2 separate regions of the Homo sapiens genome follow, and region 2 is linked to region 1. A link is a loop called in an ENCODE intact Hi-C map of the cell type or tissue named here. Cell type or tissue: PC-3. All regions are shown on one strand. Each heading gives the region's core, and the rest is flanking DNA. Links, peaks and the distances in the headings are about the cores only. Region 1 overlaps CHAF1B (chromatin assembly factor 1 subunit B). Region 2 overlaps LOC105369308 (a long non-coding RNA gene).

Evidence for each region. A loop is a pair of places that touch in the nucleus more often than their neighbours do. Peaks named below come from ENCODE experiments on the same cell type or tissue, not always from the same donor. Only the 100,000 strongest peaks of a DNase experiment are listed, where the experiment ranks them.
Region 2: it touches region 1 in a loop (3-fold over the local background); 2 of 110 quality-filtered maps call a loop at or near these places.

Annotation. Positions count from the first base shown.
Region 1 is chr21:36,418,096-36,427,784 of GRCh38, forward strand. CHAF1B (chromatin assembly factor 1 subunit B) reads left to right here. Exons shown (of 14, transcript NM_005441.3): 14 at 1-920. Among named protein-coding and RNA genes, the nearest start is that of CLDN14-AS1, 7.4 kb to the right of the region's middle. In PC-3, for the core only: CTCF peaks have their summits at 2,018 (motif pointing right), 4,309 (motif pointing right) and 4,509; DNase peaks (open chromatin) are centred at 2,036 and 4,346; H3K27ac peaks cover 1,390 bases.
Region 2 is chr21:36,657,497-36,667,185 of GRCh38, forward strand. All of the region lies in intron 1 of LOC105369308 (a long non-coding RNA gene), which reads right to left. Among named protein-coding and RNA genes, the nearest start is that of SIM2, 37 kb to the right of the region's middle. RefSeq lists enhancers at 1,625-2,126, 2,127-2,626. In PC-3, for the core only: a CTCF peak has its summit at 4,553; a DNase peak (open chromatin) is centred at 4,585; H3K27ac peaks cover 726 bases.

The sequences.
Region 1 (9,689 bases), core at 597-8,596:
CCTCACCTCCTAGGTTCAAGGGATTCTCCTGCCTCAGCCTCTCCAGTAGCTGGGATTACAGGCACCCGCCACCACGCCCGGCTAATTTTTGTATTTTTAGTAGAGATGGTGTTTCACCATGTTGGTCAGGCTGGTCTCCAACGCCTGACCTCGTGATCTGCCCACCTCAGCCTCCCAAAGTGCTGGGATTACAGGCGTGAGCCACCGCGCCCAGCCGAAAGCATTTTCTTGATTATCTCTGCCCCGTCACTGATTGACATCCTCCTTTGCTGGGGCCGCGGACTGAAGGACAGTATGCAGGAGGTGCCATCAGCTCTTCTGAAAAGAGACAGCTTTCAGTGTCATGTGGCTGGCGTGAGGTGCGGTTTGCAGTTGTTGATCCTGTGCAGACAGATGAATGACCATGGGTCCCCTGTCCTTATTGAGCAGCCTGCTTCCTGGCCATACCTGGGGAGGAACAGTATTAGGTTTTTCTGGGTGTGGTGGCTCACACCTGTAATCCCAGCACTTTGGGAGGCCAAGGTGGGTGGATCACTTGAGGTTGGGAGTTTGAGACCAGCCTGGCCAACATGGTGGAACCCCATCTCTACTAAAAATACAAAAACTAGCCAGGCGCGGTGGCACACACTTGTAATCCCAGCTACTCGGGAGGCTGAGGCACAAGAATCGCTTGAACCCGGGAGGCGGAGTTTGTAGTGAGCTGAGATGGTGCCACTGTACTCCAGCCTGGGCGACAGAGCGAGACTCTGTCTCAAAAAAAAAAAAAAAGAGAAAAAGAAGAACAGTATTAGGTTTTACAAATCTGTTTCTTGTGCATTGATTGTGGGAGTTGGGGTGGGGGACCCCTGATGGCCTGCCTGTTCTCAGCCATCATCCTTAAATATAAATCAAAATTGGCAATAAAAGACCAAGTGAAGTCACTTCAGTGTCATAGTCTAAAACTGCCTGCAACCATCTGGGCAGTGTATTGGGAAAGCTTTTGCAAAGGGAGCCCAGCCTGAAGGTTGGGCAGGCTTCCACCTTACAGTGGCTGCTGGGTTGAAGATCCTTCTCATGGTTCTGGATCTGTACTTGGAGGGGTCGTTGTTTCTGTTTTGAGCAGTATTTCCAGATGTCTCTAGCAACTCTACTGTTGAATATTAGTTCCTGCTGCTGGGGGTGCCTAGAAGAAAATCAGTCTCAGGCTTGGGGAGACTGCTTGGGAGAACTTGACCTGACTTCCCTGGAATCTGGGATTGTGAGGATAGGTCGGCGTTTGAAGGAAGAAAGTTGGAGGCTCAGCGTGGGCAGCAGAGGGTGAAGCCTTCATTTTATGCAGTGGCCCGTACGGTGGACAGGGGTATGCGGTGCCTCCTCGGGTTATCGTGGATAACGGGCCCAGCCATCCTCAGCAAGTGCCCACAGGGCCAGGGCCCTCTAGCAGAGAGGGGCAGGAGGATGTGCCACGGGGCAGGGGAGAAAGTCTCCTGGGGTCCTCGTTTACTCCAGTTTCCTCCCTTATATCCACTTCCGTCGTCTTTGCTGAAAGCACATCTGTGTAACGATGCCCTTGGCCCTCCTTACCTAAATAGTTGTCAGCGTTCACTTAAACAACATAGGTTCCAAGTCCTTGGCTCTGGAAACATCAAATGGGGAGAGGGAGGAGGTGGAGGATGAGCTGCTCCAGCCCCTTCTTCCCTGGTCTGGGGTCTCCCAGGACTTCTGCAGCCTCCCTGGTTATTAAGCTACAGTTCAACCTTGGGTGTGTGTGTAGGACAGACAGACTTGGACAAATTACTTCATGGGTCTGTGCCTGTTTCTTCATCAGAAAAAGTCTCTACAGCTAGAAAACCTTGGACTTTGTTTGCTTTGGTAGGGGAGAGGGGTAAGAGAAAATGTAGGGGGGGGTCACCCACAGAGAAACGAGAGACTGAGTTAATGCAGCTGGAAGCTGAGCCAGATTGTACTTCCCTTGCCTGGCATATTGAAGTAACACACTTGTTTTCATGCACAAATTCTCAGTGGCCACTGGGGGTCACTGTCCCCACTGAATCCACTCAGCAGTCCTGCTTCCTTAGGCCTGAAGGTCCCATGTCTCCGCCCCACCTCCTCTAAGTGATCCGCGCCCCTGTCCGGTCTTGGGAACAGAGTGGCCTTAGATACCGGCTTCCGCCCCGATGGCCAGACCCAGAGTGGAACACTGTTGAGCAGACAGGGGTGGGAGAGGATGATGAAAGCAGTATGTGCATGGCCATGCCTTTGTTCATTCATTCATTCATTCATTCATTCATTCATTCAAGAAATGTCTATCAAATATCCTCTGGGTACCAGAGGACACCTCAGGAACAAACCAGACAAAAGCCACCACCCTCTTGGGGCCTACATCCTGGCTTGGGGAGACCAACATAAGTAAATACAGGGAAAACAGAGTGGTGAGGCGCCCTGGGAGAGCTGGGTTGGAGACTGGGTTGTAGCCTGGAGTGAGAAGGGCCGAGCCGAGAAGGTCGAGAGGCAACGCAAGAGAGAACGGAAAGTGATCGGATGGGGCGTTCTAGATTTTTCTAGGAGCAGGATATCCTTGTCATCTAGGGTACCCGGTGTGTTCTCTGGGCAGGCTGGGTGTTTTGGGGTCCCCCACTGCTTCCCCACTTGGCATGAATCCCCATTTTGTCTGGAGTTGCCCTGTTCGTCACCCGGCCTCCCTGTCACCCTCCCCTTGGGAGTCGACCCCACGCCTGCCTGTGCGCAGCCTCTGGGGATGCAGTTGGGTGGTCCTCCGTCTCTGGCCTGGCCCTTTTGTCCCAGATCGAAGGCAGAACCACGTGTCATCTAGCTGTTACCTTCCATGTCCTGCTTTTAGCAAATTCTGTGGTGGTTTTAAGCACTCAGTTGTGAGAGGTGGTGGTTGTGGAGGGCACTTTCTTCTGCTGGCCCCTGTACCTTATGTCCTGCCTTAGCGTAGACAAGGTCAGCATGGAGGGGAAAATATTTCCACTGATGTGGGTCCCCTGCAGAGAGGGCTGTTTTTCCCTCAAGTTTCAGTTCTGAGTGATGGCGTGAAGCAACAGGTGTTGCCCCTTTCAAAGAGTCTGTAACAAATTTGTAGCAATGATTATACAGAGGGGGTAATAGACTGGCCCTTTTTTCTTCTTTTGAGATAGGGGTTCATTGTTGCCCAGGCTGGAGTGCAGTGGTACCATCTTGGCTTACTGCAGCCTCCAGGGTCAAACAATCCTCCTGCCTCAGTCTCCCGAGTATCTGGGACTATAGGCATGCACCACCATGCTCATTTTTAAATTTTTTCTTTTGTAGATCTCATTCCTGGGGTCTCACTATGTTACCCAGGCTGGTTTTGAACTCCTGGCTTCAAGCGATCCTCCCACCTTAGCCTCCCAAGTGCTGGTATTTTTTTTTTTTTTTTTTTTTTTTTGAGATGGAGTCCCGCTCTGTTGCCCAGGCTGGAGTGCAGTGGCGTGATCTCGGCTCACTGCAACCTCCGCCCTCCGAGTTCAGGTGGTTCTCCTGCCTCAGCCTCCCAAGTACCTGGCGCCTGCCACCGTGCCTGGCTAATTTTTGTATTTTTAGTAGAGACGGGGTTTCACCATGTTGGTCAGGCTGGTCTCGAACTCCTTACCTTGTGATCCACCCGCCTTGGCCTCCCAAAGTGCTGGGATTACAGGCGTGAACCACCGTACCCGGCCAGCCTCTGTTTTCTTAATACCCAGAACAACCTGATGTCTCCTTCCGTCATCAAATATTATCTATAAAAGCCATTTCAAGTGTCATCACAGATTCTTTCTTTGAAATCACTCTGGTCTCTGTTCCTGGTCAGAGCCCTTGGTGAGTCTGTATAGTCTGGGATGAAGTGAGGGCTGGTGTCAGCCCCTCCTGCTCCAGGTCTTCTCTTCCCTCGAGTTCCTCCTTGTCTCCTCCGGCCCTCTGAGTCTGTGGAGCTGGCTGTGCTCAAAAGCAAAACAAAAGAACATCACCTCAAGCCTGGGCTTTGTCCAGATCCGGAGTCAGCCTCTGCAAGTGAGCCGGACACATGCAATTTCCAAAGCTCAGGAGACTCCAGGCCCTCAGCGTAGGGAACCCCCGATGGGGGAGATTGGGAAGTCTGGAAAATTTGAAGGGGAATGGAATACTTGGAGCTCAGCCATTTCATGACAAGCATCCATATTCCACGACCCAAGAGGCTGAGTGTTGGGGAAAAGTCACCCCCCATGCCGGTGTCATTCTGCTTTCACGTGACAGTTACAGGAAGGAGTAAATGCCCTGTGACTGCCGCCACCCCCAAAGCAAGGAACTCGGGTTCCTAACAGGCCGGGCACTTGCGGAAGCCACTAGGGGGCGGTATTGCTAATCCTTCTCTCCTACTTGCCCCAAAGAGTCCTGTCCCTGTCTCCTTCCCGGGCCCAGGTCTCTTGTCCCTGCTCTCTGTGGGGCTCTGCTGTTGGAAACTGCTGTGAATTCCCTGGCGGCCCCTTATCAGATAGGCAGCTGTTCCCGTGACTGTCCCATCCAGAGTCCGACCATGCCTCCAGGACTGACATGTCTGCTGGTTGTCGTTGACACCAGAGGCATTTGAGTTGTTTGTCCTTTTGATTTCCACAGAATCCTCGATATTCAAGGCCGCCTTAGACGTGGCCTGTCTCCTAATCCTTGATGTCACTGGGCCACTGCCCCGCCACATTGCCTGGCTGGCCAGGTGGCCTGCCCACCCCCTAGCAGCAGCTCTCTCCCCACGGCCCCTGCACCAGAGGTGCGTTTTGATCGCCTCCTTTCCACCCTGTTGGTGAGGGAGGGATTCCCACACTGGGGTTTCGGGATGGTCAAACACAGCATCCAACACGGGACACCTGAGGTGCACAGCTGTTTGCTAGTCGCATCACTCACAGCTTGGGAGGGGGAGTACTCCGTCCAGGCAGGGCCACACGGGGCAGCACTCGAGGGCAGAGTGAACCGCAGGGGTGGTGGGCAGCCGGCTTTGCAGTAACAAGAGGACGGGGTCCCCCTGGTTCCCACAGGAGGATGTGATGGGCTCATGTGACTAATTCCTGGGGTGGTTGGGAAGTGAAGCCTGCTGCTCAGGGATAAACAGGAGATGCGCCTGGGGCCATGATAAGGCCCGGCTGGAGAGTGGGGAGGGGAGCTTGCAGTTAAGCCATTCAAGGCCCTTCCAGTTTTAGAGGCCAGGCAGCACCTAATATTAGCGTTAGACCTTAAACCAGGCGGGTGGGTGGAAGGCTGGCAAGGGAGTTGTCCTTGTTGGTGGCAGGGGACCTTAGGCCAGCGAGCCAAGTGACTGTCAGCTTCTCCCCCAAGTTGGGGCTGCCGGAGTGTGTGGGATGGTGAGAAAGGGGGTGTGGGAGGTGAGAGTGGAAAACCATGGACTTTGGAGCTAGAAGAGGGGCTTAGTTCTGTCTTAAGCAATAAATTGCCGTGGGTCTTTGCACATTTCACTTCACCGACCTTGGCCTCCATTTTCCTCTCTGTAAAATGGGGATGCAGCATATGCCTGACGGTGTTTGAAAGGATTACCTGAGACAGGTAGCTTCCTCTTTTTTTTTTTTTGAGACGGAGTCTTGCTCTGTTGCCCAGGCTGGAGTGCGGTGGCTCGATCTCAGCTCACTGTAACCTCCACCTGCTGGGTTCAAGCAATTCTCCTGCCTCAGCCTCCCGAGTAGCTGGGATTACAGACGCATGCCACCATGCCTGGCTAATTTTTGTGTTTTTAGTAGAGACAGCCTTTCACCACATTGGCCAGGCTGGTCTCCAACTCCTGACCTCGTGATCTGCCCACCTCGGCCTCCCAAAGTGCCAGGATTACAGGCGTGAGCCACCGCACCCGGCCTAGCTTCCTCTTAAGTTGAGAGTTCTGTTTTCTCACAAGAGAAATGTAGATTTCTGGAGAGATACTTAACCACTATCAGTCACGGTTCTACAGGATGTGTGTAGAGAGATTTACTCTAAGGAACAGGCCCATGCGATTGTTGGGGCTGACAAATCCAAATCAACAGCGTGGACTGGCAGCCTGGAGACCCCTGAGAGCCAGCAGTGCAGAGGAAGGCCAAGGCCATCTGCTGGAGAGTCCCCTCTTGCTCAGGGAAGGTCAACTTTTGTTCTAGTCAGTGCTTCAACAGATTGAGTGAGGCCCACCCACATTATAAAGGGCAATCTGCTTCCTCAGAGTTCATGAATCTAAGTGTTAATTTCTCCAAAACACTCTCCAAGTTGACACACAAAATCAACCTGCACCCAGGCCAGCACTAGGAATTGGGAATTGAGAACGTGTGTGGCCTGGTGGGCTGACCAACAGTCTAGACTCCAAACAGCCGTGGGTCTGGATCCTTAATCCGTGGCTAACCTGGCCTCCCAGACATTTAGTACAATACCCTCTCTCCCTCCAAATTTTCTCATCTACAAAATGAGAATACTCTGAGGATATCAATCAAATATCATACTCTGATAACCTCTCATAACAATTCAGGAACTATTCAAACAGGGTTAAGCTGGTTCCTTCCCTGTGAGCAGGAACAACCCAAAGAATTTGTGAGTTAATACGTAGCTGAATCCAGCACAACACAGGTTCTCAGCCATCACATGGTTTAAAGGCTACAGACTCCCAGCCAGTGTGCCCGGGCTTGGATCCTGGCTCTGCCAATTGCTGTGTGACCAAGGGTGTGTTGCTTAACCTCGCTGAGCCTTGCTTTTTTCATCTGTAAAATGACACGACAGAGAGCCCTGGGCTCGAGGCCTTGCAGTGCAGATTAAATGAGAGACCCTGTGTGGAGTGCCTGGTGTTGGTGTCCCTTGTGGTGAGCCTCAGAACCCGTCAGCCAGGGCTACTCCTTTCCAGACCCCGTCACTGTCGCCACTGACCCCCTCATGGGCACACATGCTACAGGGGTTTCAGTCCAAACCAATGCTTTTGGGCCCCAGCTCATATTGCTCTTCCTAGTAGACCTTGCCCTGTCAAAAGCTATCAAATTAACATCTCAAAAGCCCTCCATGGACGCAGTGACGAGAGCCTGTGGTCCCAGCTACTCAGGAGGCTGAGCCCAGGAGTTCAAGGCTGCAGTGAGCTATGGTCATGCCACTGCGCTCAAACTTGGGCAACATAGTGAGACTCCATTTCTTTAAAAAAAAAAAAAAGCCCTTTGCTCTTGGGTTTCTTGCTATTGAGAAGCAGATGTTGGGAAGAAAGTCCCCTTTGGGGGACGGTGGGATTCGTACTGTTCACCAACAAAGGAGCAGCTGCCTATGGTGGGCTGGTGGCCCTGGACCACCCTGAGGGATGAGTGAGATGCACATTCTCAAGCTGCAGTCATTACACCATCCCCCGACCCACCACGGCTGGCTTTGACACCCACCAGAGAAGCCCAGGCCAGAGCAGCCTCCAGGGGAGCTGACTCAGGCAGGGTGGGAGCCGTGAACCAGAGGCAGCTGCAGAAACGTCCAGTGATGTAAGGCGGACGAGGCTGCTATGTGTGGCACGGCTTCTACAGCTGACAATGCTGAGTGAGGCTCTCATGCACACAGTTGCAAAAAGGCCTTTAAAACAGCCACTATGTAGAAACAAGCATTTAAAAAACACAGCAAGCCTGGCTCATGCCTATAATCTCAGCACTTTGGGAGGCCAAGGCAGGTGGGTGGATCATTTGAGGTCAGGAGTTCAAGACCATCCTGGGCAACATGGTGAAACCCCATTTGTACTAAAAATACAAAAAAGTTAGCCAGGTGTGATGGCACCCGCCTGTAATCCCAGCTACTTGGGAGGCTGAGGCAGGAGAATCACTTGAACCCAGGAGGCAGAGGTTGCAGTGAGCCGAGATCGTGCCACTACAATCCAGCCTGGGCAACAGAGTAAGACTCTGTCTTAAAAACAAACAAACAAAAAACAGAGCAAGATTCTATCCACCAAGCCAGTGTGAAATGGAATACTGGAGCTCATGTGTATTAGTTTCTAGGGCTGCCATAATACTTCGTCAAGAGTGGCTTGAAACAACAGAAATGTATTCTGTCAGTTCTGGAGGCCAGAAGTCCTAAGTCAAGGGGTCGGCAGGGCCCCACACCTTCCAAAGGCTGCAGGGGAGAATCCTTCCTTGCCTCCTCCAGCTCCTGCCGGCTTCTGGTCTTCCCTGGCTTGCAGCCACGTCACTCCAACCTCTGCCTCCATCTTCACGTGGCCTTCTCCTGTCTTCCCATCTTTTTCTTTCCCTTCTCTTCTAAGTACACTTGCCATTGGCTTTAGAGTCCACCCTAATTCAGGATGATATCTCAAGATTCTTTTTTCTTTATTTTTTTTGAGATGGAGCCTTGCTCTGTCACCCAGCCTGGAGTGCAGTGGCATGATCTTGGCTCACTGCAACCTCCGCCTCCTGGGTTCAAGTGATTCTTCTGCCTCAGCCTCCCGAGTAGCTGGGATTACAGGTGTTCACCACCACACCTGGCTAATTTTTTATATTTTTGGTAGAGATGGGGTTACACCATGTTGACCAGGCTGGTCTTGAACTCCTGACCTCAGGTGATCCACCTGCTTTGCCCTCTCAAATTGCTGGGATTACAGTTGTGAGCCTCTGTGCCCGGCCTCAAGATAATTCCCACGTGTCATGGGAGGGACCTGGTGGGAGGTAATTGAATCATGGTGGCAGGTTGTTCCTGTGCTGTTGTCATGATAGTGAATAAGTCTCATGAGATCTGATGGTTTTATAAAGGGCAGTTCCCCTGCACATGCTGTCTTACCTACTGCCATGTAAGACGTGACTTTGCTTCTCCTTTGCCTTCTGCCATGATTGTGAGGCCTCCCCACCCATGTGGAACTGTGAGTTAATTAAACCTCTTTTTCTTTATAAATTACTCAGTCTTAGGTATTTCTTCATAGCAGTATGAAAATGGACGAATACACGAATTATATTTGCAAAGATGTGATTTCCAAATTAGGTCACATTCTTAGGTTTCGGGTGGACACAAAATTTGGAGGGACAGGATTCAACCCTCTACACTATACCATGAGATAGGCCTGTGAAGAGGGCTGGCTGGAAGATGGACAGCAGTTTCACAACATATAGTGGCTAATCCCAAGCCAGGAAGAAACCACTGTAATTGCAGAAATGCAGCATGTCCTTGGAACTGTCCTCATCTGGCTAGGCATGGCCCCTCTGAAGGTTCCTTTGCCTTGGCTGGTGGTGGCTGGAGGAGAGGAGGCGATGGCGTGTGGGCAGCCAGAGGGGCTGCTGAAGTTAGCCGCACGGCACCAGCATTAGCTCCCAGATCCTCACACAGTTCTTGGAGGTATGAGGAAACCGAGGCACAGGGAGCATAAGAAACTTGCTCATAGTCTTAAACTTGCAGGTAGTAACTGACTGGGAGCTAGCTGGCTCCAAAGCCTGTGGTCCCACCCACTCTGATACCTGGCTGGAATCCCATCTTTACCTGGGGAACGTGGGAACATAGCGAGCCAGAACCTGGGTTTCCCAGGGCATAGGAGAAGCTCCAGGAGCTCAAGTGAAGCTGGACCAAACTCACTCCATCCCTCCTCGAGGATGGATTTTTCTTTCACTAGTAAAAGGGTGAAAAGATGCACTTTGGGAGGGTGAAGTGGGAGGATCACTTGGTCCCAGGAGTTTGAGATCAGCCTGGGCAACATAGCAAGACCCCATCTCAAAAAAAAAAAAAAGAATGAAAAGACTTGCCACCTGACAGTCCGG
Region 2 (9,689 bases), core at 749-8,748, 240 kb after region 1:
TACAGCCATAAAAAGGAACAAGATCATGTCCTTTTCAGGGACATGGATGGAGCTGGAGGCCATTATACTTAGCAAACCGATGCAGAAACAGAAAACCAACTACTGCCTGTTCTTATTTTTAAGTGGGAGCTAAATGATGAGAACATATGGACACATAGAGGGGAACCACACACACTGGGCCTTTCTGAGGGTGGAGGGTGGGAGGAGGGAGAGGATGAAGAAAAATAACCCATAGGTATGAGGCTTAATACCTGGGTGATGGAATATTCTCTACAACAAATTCCCATGACACAAGTTTACCTATGTAACAAACCTGCGCTTTTATCCCTGAATTTAAAATAAAAGTTAAAAAATCACGCCTGTAATCCCAGCATTTGGGAGGCCAAGGCGGGTAGATCACAAGGTCAGGAGCTCAAGACCAGCCTGGCCAAGATGGTAAAACCCTGTCTCTACTAAAAAAAAAAAAAAAACAAAAGTTAGCTGGGCATGGTGGCAGGCGTCTGTAATCCCAGCTACTCAGGAGGCTGAGGCAGGAGAATCACTTGAACCCAGGAGGCAGAGGTTGCAGTGAGTCGGGATCGCACCACTGCATTCCAGCCTGGGCAACAGCACGAGACTCCGTCTTTATTTATTTATTTATTTATTATTTTATTTATTTATTTATTATATAAAATAAATTTTATTTATAAAAATATATTTTTATTTATTTTTTATATATTTATATATTTATAAATATTTTTATTTATTTATTATATAAAGATAAATAAATACAAATTTAAAAATGAAATAAGGTTAAATAATACCTGGATAGCACCAGCAGCTCAATCTTGAGGCTTGTAGCACTAATAAGCTTTTGGAAACAAGTGAGTGTGTCCAGCATTGTTTAGCAGACATTCCCTCTCCCCTGGATGCCGTGGTACTTTATTTATGCTCTTGGGCATGTATCTTACCCCTGGACCATCCTACAGGTGGGAATCCCCTGATTGCATCTGTAATTAATGTTCCATGTGTGATTTGTCCTCAGAAGCCCTGAGCTGAGGAGGCACTTAATAAATATTTATTAATTGACATTCGAGTGGACTCGTGTATTGGACACACTTAATGTACTCCTCAGGTTCTCTCAGCCTCCCCTTCCCCCAGGCCCTCATCTGTGGGTTCTGCCTCCATGGGTGATCAACTTCCTTGGGCCCATGTGATTTTACTGCCTGAAATCAACCAGCTCCACACCCAGAATCTCTAGCTCCTTCTGGTGTGTGGGGGCTCAGATGAAATCCACACCATAGGATATGGGATCTGGCTTCTCCCTGGCTGGGGAAGGAACTGGATGAGGCAATTGATAGTACAGGGGAGTTAATCTCCCAGTGTGTGGACTTGGGCCAATGGGACGCAGGAGATTGGAGGAAGCCTAGCAGACAAGAGCCTTCTCTCTTTCTCCCTCTAATTATTACTCTTCAACACAGTTACTCCACACAGCCCATCTGGGGACACTCCATGGAGCTGATGAGTATACCTGCCAGGCAATGGCCTCTGTCTACACGGCATGCTGCATTGCGTCCCATCCTGCTTGCCTCACTTCCCCTTGACCACACTCTCACTGCCCAAAGAGTGCACCTTTCAAATAAAGCCTTTGCCCTTAATCCTTGCCTCAGGCTCTGTTTTCTTGGGGACTTGGGCTAAGACAGGTCATGTGAACGTTGCACAAGCCAGATAACAGGGAGGAAAAGGCTTTCTGAATTGAGACCATGTATGAGACAAGGGCTGGGATTGTTAATAAGCCCATTCAGTGAATTTTTTTTTTCTTTTGAGACGGAGTCTCACTCTGTCGCCCAGGCTGGAGTGCAGTGGTGCAGTCTCGGCTCACTGCAACCTCTGCCTCCCGAGTTCAAGCAATTCTCTGCCTCAGCTTCCTGAGTAGCTGGTTTTACAGGTGCCCGCCACCATGCCCAGCTAATATTGTGTGTGTGTGTGTGTGTGTGTGTGTGTGTGTGTGTGTGTGTGTTTTGATGGAGTTTCGCACTGTTGCCCAGGCTGGAGTGCAATGTCGCGATCTCAGCTCACTGCAAGCTCCACCTCCTGGGTTCACGCCATTCTCCTGCCTCAGCCTCCCGAGTAGCTGGGACTACAGGCACCTACCACCACGCCTGGCTAATTTTTTGTGTTTTTAGTACAGACAGGGTTTCACTGTGTTGGCCAGGATGGTCTCGATCTCCTGACCCTGTGATCCGCCCGCCTCAGCCTCACAAAGTGCTGGGATTACAGGAGTGAGCCACTGCGCCCGGCCTAATTTTTGTATTTTTAGTAGAGATGGGGTTTCACCATCTTGGCCAGGCTGGTCTTAAACTCCTGACCTTGTGATCCACCTGCCTCGGCCTCCCAACGTGCTGGGATTACAGGTGTGAGCTACCACACCTGGCCTCAGTGAATTTTTATTGAACTGTTTGATTAACATGGTCATGCCAACTACCACCTTGGAGCCCAGGTCATCAGAAAATCAGAGGCACCAGGCTGTGGGCCCCATGCACCAGCTCACTCCCCTGGGCTCCAGCTCAGCCCAGCCTGATAGCCCAAAAAGTCTTCCTCTCAGCCGTTTTGTGTGTGGGGCTGTGTCTTCTTTAGCAGCTTGCAAATTCCAGCCATGGAAACCCAAGCAAGGGCAGAGAATCAGAGCAGATTCTCTCCTTTACCTTGTGCTATATTTTAATAAATTAATGCAGTTGTAGTTATGTAGAAAGAGATTTGCTCTCGGGTAATGAGGACAACATGGCAGCCTAACTGCTGGTGCATGAATTGGGCAGGCAGGAGGCCTTACCCTCAGGGACACCTGCTCTCTCTTAGGTCGGCCAATCCACAACAGGGCGCTCATCCAATTTCTGTCCACCTGAGAGTCCACGAGGGCACACCCAGCTGTGCTCCTTCCTGATCAGGTCCCACTTACCACCCACAAAAGGGGAGAACATGGCTCTTTTGAAGGATCCTCATTGAGGGCTCTCATGAGTAAATTATCAATGAAAGTTGATAATTAAAGCAACTACCTCATTTGTTGATAATCCAGCAACAAGTGAGGTAGTTACATTAATATTAAAAGCAGTAACACACACCTTAGATTTGTATGGCATTGTGTTGTTTTAAAAATTCTTTTCCAGGTATTGTGCAGTCTGATTACAATGGCACAAGCTACAGCTCAAGCAGCCTTGAGCTAAGAATCGTTGAATAGTAGCAGTGCCATAGGGTTCAATGTATTCGGCAGCCGACGTCCAGATTCCAGGGGAAAGGCAACGTGATTACACAGAGGCTTTGTGAAGGGAAGGACTAAAGGAAGAGATGTAGAAAGAGGGGAAAGGGCCGGGCGCGGTGGCTCACGCCTGTAATCCCAGCACTTTGGGAGGCCAAGGCAAGTGGATCACGAGGTCAGGAGTTTCAGACCAGCCTGATGAAGGTGGTGAAACCCCGTCTCTACTAAAAATACAAAAATTAGCCGGGGGCAGTGGCAGGCACCTGTAATCCCAGATACTTGGGCGGCTGAGGCAGGAGAATCTCTTGAACCCAGGAGGCGGAGGTTGCAGTGAGCTGAGATCACGCCACTGCACTCTATCTAGCCTGGGCAACAGAGCAAGACTCTGTCAAAAAAAAAGAAAAGGAAGAAAGGAAGAAAGGAAGAAAAAAGAAAGAAAGAAAGAAAGAAAGAAAGAAAGAAAGAAAGAAAGAAAGAAAGAAAGAAAGAAGGGAGGGAGGGAGGGAGGGAGGGAAGGAAGGAAGGAAGGAAGGAAGGAAGGAAGGAGAAAGAATAAGAAATGGGCACTTTGGGAGGCCAAGGTGGGCGGATCATGAGGTCAGGAGATCGAGACCATCCTAGCTAACACGGTGAAACCCCGCCTCTACTAAAAATACAAAAAAATTAGCTGGGTGTGGTGGTGGGCGCCTGTAGTCCCAGCTACTTGGGAGGCTGAGGTGGGAGAATGGCATAAACCCGGGAGGCGGAGCTTGCAGTGAACAGAGATCATGCCGTCAAAAAAAAAAAAAAAAAAAAAAGAAGAAGAAGAAAAAGAAAAGAAATCGGCATGAAATCAAAGTGGCCAACAAGGACCACTTTTCCTATGGAGAAGAGTTCAGTGTGGTTTTGAGGTTTGGAATTTGATCTGTATTCTTTCAACCAACAATGAACAGATTTAAAAGTAGGTATTTGACAAGTATTTGCTCACTGATGAACAAACACAGAGGTCAACAAAAGAGGGTTACCAGCACCCCAGAGTGAAAGAATGGAGAGTGGGAATGCGGCTTGTTTGTCTAAGCAGTGGTGGAGCTGAAGCCACTTTGATTTCCAGTATGGAATAATTCGTCAGGTGACCTGGGATGAGAATGTTAACCCTCTTTTTGTTGCTATGAAAAAGGCGGATAATATCTATTCCATACAGGGCAGCACTAAAGGAGGGTAAACATGATTGATCACTGTGACTTTGAGGAAGGAAGACAGTATAATAAATACTAATTATAATAACCATTCCTGGCTTCTAAGAAAAATGCCTTTTAAAAAAGGAAGGAAGGAAAGAACAATCCCTCCAACAGGGGGCCTCCTGGGACAGGCTTGGTGTGTCATGGCCTCGTGCCGGTCCGAATAAATCCAAAGGGGAAAGGATTCGGTGACAGTTCACAACAGCAGGAGCAGGCAGAAGACCTTCGCTTTTTTCAACGTTTTACATAAATTAATTTCATGTTTCAATTGCCACATTATCACAACTTTAGATTAATATACATGGGGCCAAGACTTGCAGATAATTGTATATTTCTGCACTTCACGTAAATGCTAGCTATAAACATTTAAAATGTAAAATGTAAAATGAGCGGTGGCTCATGCCTGTAATCCCAGCACTCTGGAAGGCCAAGGCAGGCTGAGGCAGGCGGATCACTTGAGGTCAGGAGTTCGAAACCAGCCTGGCCAACATGGTGAAACCTCATCTCTACTAAAAAAAATACAAAAATTTGCTGGGCAGGGTGGCGTGCGCCTATAATCCCAGCTACTCAGGAGGCTGAGGCAGGAGAATTGCTTGAATCCTGGAGGCGGAGGTTGCAGTGAGCTGAGATCGTGCCACTGCACTCCAGCCTGGGTGACAGAGCAAGACTCTATCTCAAAAAAAAAAAAAAAAAAAAAAAAAAAAAAAATATATATATATATATATATATATATATATATATACACATACATATATATATACACACACACATACATATATATATATATGGTTGGCCTACATATATATATACACATACATATATATATATATATACACACATATACATATATATATATATATATATATATATATATATATATATATATATATATATGGTTGGCCAGGCACTGTGGGTCATACCTGTAATCCCAGCACTTTCAGAGGCTGAGGCAGGAAGATTGCTTAAGCTCAGGAGTTTGACACCAACCTGGGCAATATAGTGAGACCCATCTCTATAAAAATTACAAAAAAAATTAGCCAGGCGTGGTGGTTCATGCCTGAAGTCTTAGCTGCTCCGGAGGCTGAGGCAGGAGGATTGCTGGAGTCCAGGACGTCGAGGCTGCAGTGAGTCATGATTGTGCCAGTGCACTCCAGCCTGGGAGACAGAGCAAGACCCTGTCTCAAAAAAAAAAAAAAGTAAAGTCCATAAACTAGCTTCATATAAAAACTCCGGTATATACAACGACAGATATTTCATCATCTCTGGCCCCTAGCAAATAGTTGCATCCTTGAGTGAATCATTTCAGCTCTCTGTGACTTTGTAATTCCAATCTTATATCCTGTACACTGCCTAGTGCCTTCTGGAAATAAATGGGAACATGCCTGAACTTTCCAGATAAATTTACCAGCCCTTTAGCCCTTCCCCTCTCGGCTCTCTGTTTCTTCCCTGTTTCTCGAGAACACGCACATGGTTTACAGCGTGCTTTACAGCGTTTCAAGCCCAAACAGAACACGCTCCACAGGGAAGGGGCTGATTGGTTTAGTTTTCAGGCAGCCCCGCGAGGGGTGGTAATTGACACTTGAACAATGACATGTTGCATTCCTTCATATCGCAGCAGTAATTGAACACACATGAACCCCCTGCACTGGTGACCCTGGAGTGTGCCACACACCTGGAAATAGTGAGGTTCAATTAATATGTCACCGCCACTAAGCAGCTACCAGTGAGAACCACCAGTCAGCTGCCACAGCCCAGCGGTCACAGAACAAAGCAGAGAGCAATGCGGGGTGAACCCCGGGAGCTGCTGCTCCCCTGCAGAGCTTCCCCGGACTGGCCCCTAAAATCTGGTTTTCCCAAAAAAACTTACTCACTTTTAATGACTCCAATTAATTTTATCTAACAGCTTTGTTCACCTCTCCCTCAAAGAGTTATTTTTGCATTAAAATAGCAAAATGCTCAACTAGAAGGGGACGGCAATGACCCAGCTAAATTTTTGTGATGACACTTTTAATATAAAAAACAGATCAGAAATGGAATATGATATGAATATGAATATGAAAGGCGGGATTCAAGCCAAGGAAATAAAGAAAGAATGATGGATTCCACCTCTTTCATTCAGTCCCTTGAGTATTTGTGGTGTGCTGACAGTAGCCCGGGGTTACTGCAGAGATTATTGCAAGCCTGGCAGCTGCTCTTCCAGAGCTCACAGACTCGGGGTGATAGCACAATGATGTGGGACAAATCCCCCGAGGCAGAGAATGGGGCACCCAGGGCAGCCTCATCAGTGCCCTCCCCTCATCTGGAAATCTCAGGAGACTTCCTGGAGGAAGCTGCATCTAAGCTGGAGAAGCAGCAGGAGTGAGGAGGGGAAGAGAAGGGAGAGGGGAGAGGGGTCCAGGCAGAGGCCAGCACTGCCAAGGCTGTGAGGCCAGAGAGAAAGTGGCAACATGAGGAGGGGGTGCAGAAGGAAAAGGGGAGTTTGGAAGCCAAGGTCAGAAGTGGGCACTTCCATTTCAGAGCCTAGTTACACTTTTTCCAGAACCAATAGCTATTCTCCTCCTTAAACACACACACACACACACACACACACACACACACACACACACAGAGAGAGAAAGAGCGAGAGAGAATATTAGCATTCAAACAAGAGTAAAGCTACAATTTTGGCATATTCTTGGAAGAGAGGAAAATGGACATTTCATTTTATATTTAATAAATTCCATTTAATTAATTAACAAAACCTGGCAGCACTCCCCGAATGAATGAAAATCTGCCAAATCTGAAGGCCAACAACGCTGTTGCACAAAGTCTGACAACTTGCTGTCCCTGGCCACACCCCAGCCCAGATCTCCCTGCCAGCCTTGTCATTTTGTCGTGCGTTTGCTGGCAGTGGCACGCAGCGGGTTACTTCGGGTCTCTGGGCTCAGGCTTCCCCTGTAAGGTGAGGAGCTGTGACTTAGGTATACTGCACTTTAGCACTGGGATTGGCCTCCAGAGAGAACAGGGGCAATCCGGGACACCCCGCTGGTCCCTCTGTGACCCACTCTTGGCCCTTAAGCTCCCTAAGGAGGGAGGTCTCCTGTCTATACAGGACCAATCTAGGCTACTCTAGACATCAAGATACTGTAGGGTGCTTCCAGTTAGGCAGGTGTTTCTCTCTCTCTCTCTCTCTCTCTTTTTTTTTTTTTTTCAGACAGAGTCCCTCTGTCACCCAGGCTGGAGTGCAGTGGCGCAGTCTCGGCTCACTGCAACCTCTGCCTCCTGGGTTCAAGCGATTCTCCTGCCTCAGCCTCTCGAGTAGCTGGGATCACAGGCATGCACCACCACGCCCAGCTAATTTTTGTATTTTTGGTACAGATGGAGATTCACAGTGTTGGCCATGCTGGTCTCGAACTCCTGACTTCGTGATCTGCCCGTCTTGGCCTCCCAAAGTGCTGGGATTACAGGCATGAGCCATCATGCCCGGCCAACATGTGTTTATCTCTACACTCTCCTCAAATCTCACTAAAATGACAGTAAAGGCAAAAAAAGGAACACACTTGCAGAGACAACAAGGTCAGGAGAAGAAACCGTGGAATATGAGAAAGCTTAGCAATATTTTGAAGGGAGAACAATGCATGGGCTAATGGTCTCTGGCTTAGCGGGCTGGAGAGAGATGAGCCCTGCCAGCTGGAGTGAGGTGGAGGGGGTGAGCCCTCAAGAAACAAGATGATTTCTGATCCAGAATCACAGAAACACTCAGAAATCAGGGGCTCCATATATATATATATATATATATATTTTTTTTTTTTTTGACATAGGGTCTCACATTGTCACCCAGGCTGGAGTTCTGTGGCATGATCTCGGCTCACTGCAGCCTTGACCATCCAGGTTCAAGTGACCCTCCTGCCTCAGCCCTCCAAGTAGCTGGGTCTACAAAGGCACACCACCACACTCAGCTAATTTTTTTTTTTTTTTGTATTTTTAGTAGAGACAGGGTTTCACCATGTTACTCAGGCTAGTCTCAAACTCTTGAGCTCAAGCGATCCGCCCGCCTCAGCCTCCCAAAGTGCTAGGATTTCTGGCATGAGCCACGGCACCCGGCCAGCCCCAGGTATTTCTGAATGTGAGAGTACACCAGCAAGCTGCGGAGGAGGGTTGGTTGGAAGACTGTGCAGGGGAAGGCAGACCCTCAGGCCCCTCCTGGGTGCACCAGTGTTGCTGGTGCTGCTCACCTGATCTCTGAATGTCTGCTGCTTGCCCTCCCCTTCAGAATACTGGATATTTCCTCTCTGACCAGGTGAACCAGAGAGGCTCAGGGCACTGGATCCAGCTGAGGGCAGCAGAATGAAAAGCATGCTCACTGAACAGGGAGATAAACCCACCCCATCCAATGGTGTTGAAAAGTATGGTGTAGTCTTGGAGGGACCAGTGTTCCCAAACTTGCAGGATATCGCCGGAACCCAAACTGAAATTATGGTTTAATGCCTCTCAAAACTGGTGAGCCCACTGTTCTTCTCACATGTATCTCCATATGTGGACGTGCACCAGAGCCTTTTTCTACCCTCTGAAGGAGAGAAGCGTTCTGTTTAGGGGCTCGTAGAAGAGAGGAACATGAGAAGGCTGAGAAGAGTGGAGGACCCAACAGAGAACTACCATCTCCAGTCTCCCAGGCTGGGTTGAGCCTCAGCAGAAAAGCGTGTTGACCTCAGCACGGGCAGTGGAAAACCAGACATCCAATGTGTTTGCAAGAAATATTCATTTAGATTCACAGAGCTCTTGGTCTAAGCCTAGGATCTTGGTAGGAGAGGGAGGCGGGGGTCTTTGGCCTCTGGGATTCATTGTATCAACCACCAGCAATCTTTGGAATGGGCCAGCTGCTCCCTAGGCCAGAGCTGTTAGGGCTGGAGGCGGGGAGGCCATTTGGACAGTTGAAGAACTCTGTAAAACTACCTTATGCACCTGCAGGTAAAGTCACATTTTGGGGTTATCAAAGTCTAAATTAAATGGTACATAGTATAATTAGTGCTGGATTGGGAAAGAGAAGAATTGCTCATTATATACCCACCGCTGTCATTATTGGGACAAAACGATCTTCCACTGGCCCCACCAGAGCCCACCTCTGCAAGGGCCACGGCCAGCATCCTCACCCACAATTGCTGCCTCACTCGTGGGTTCTTTCACGTGGCTGTGTGGACCATGTAGGTGACCTCCCCCGTGCTCTCTCTGAGCCACTGTAAAAAAACTGATTCTTCAGTGCA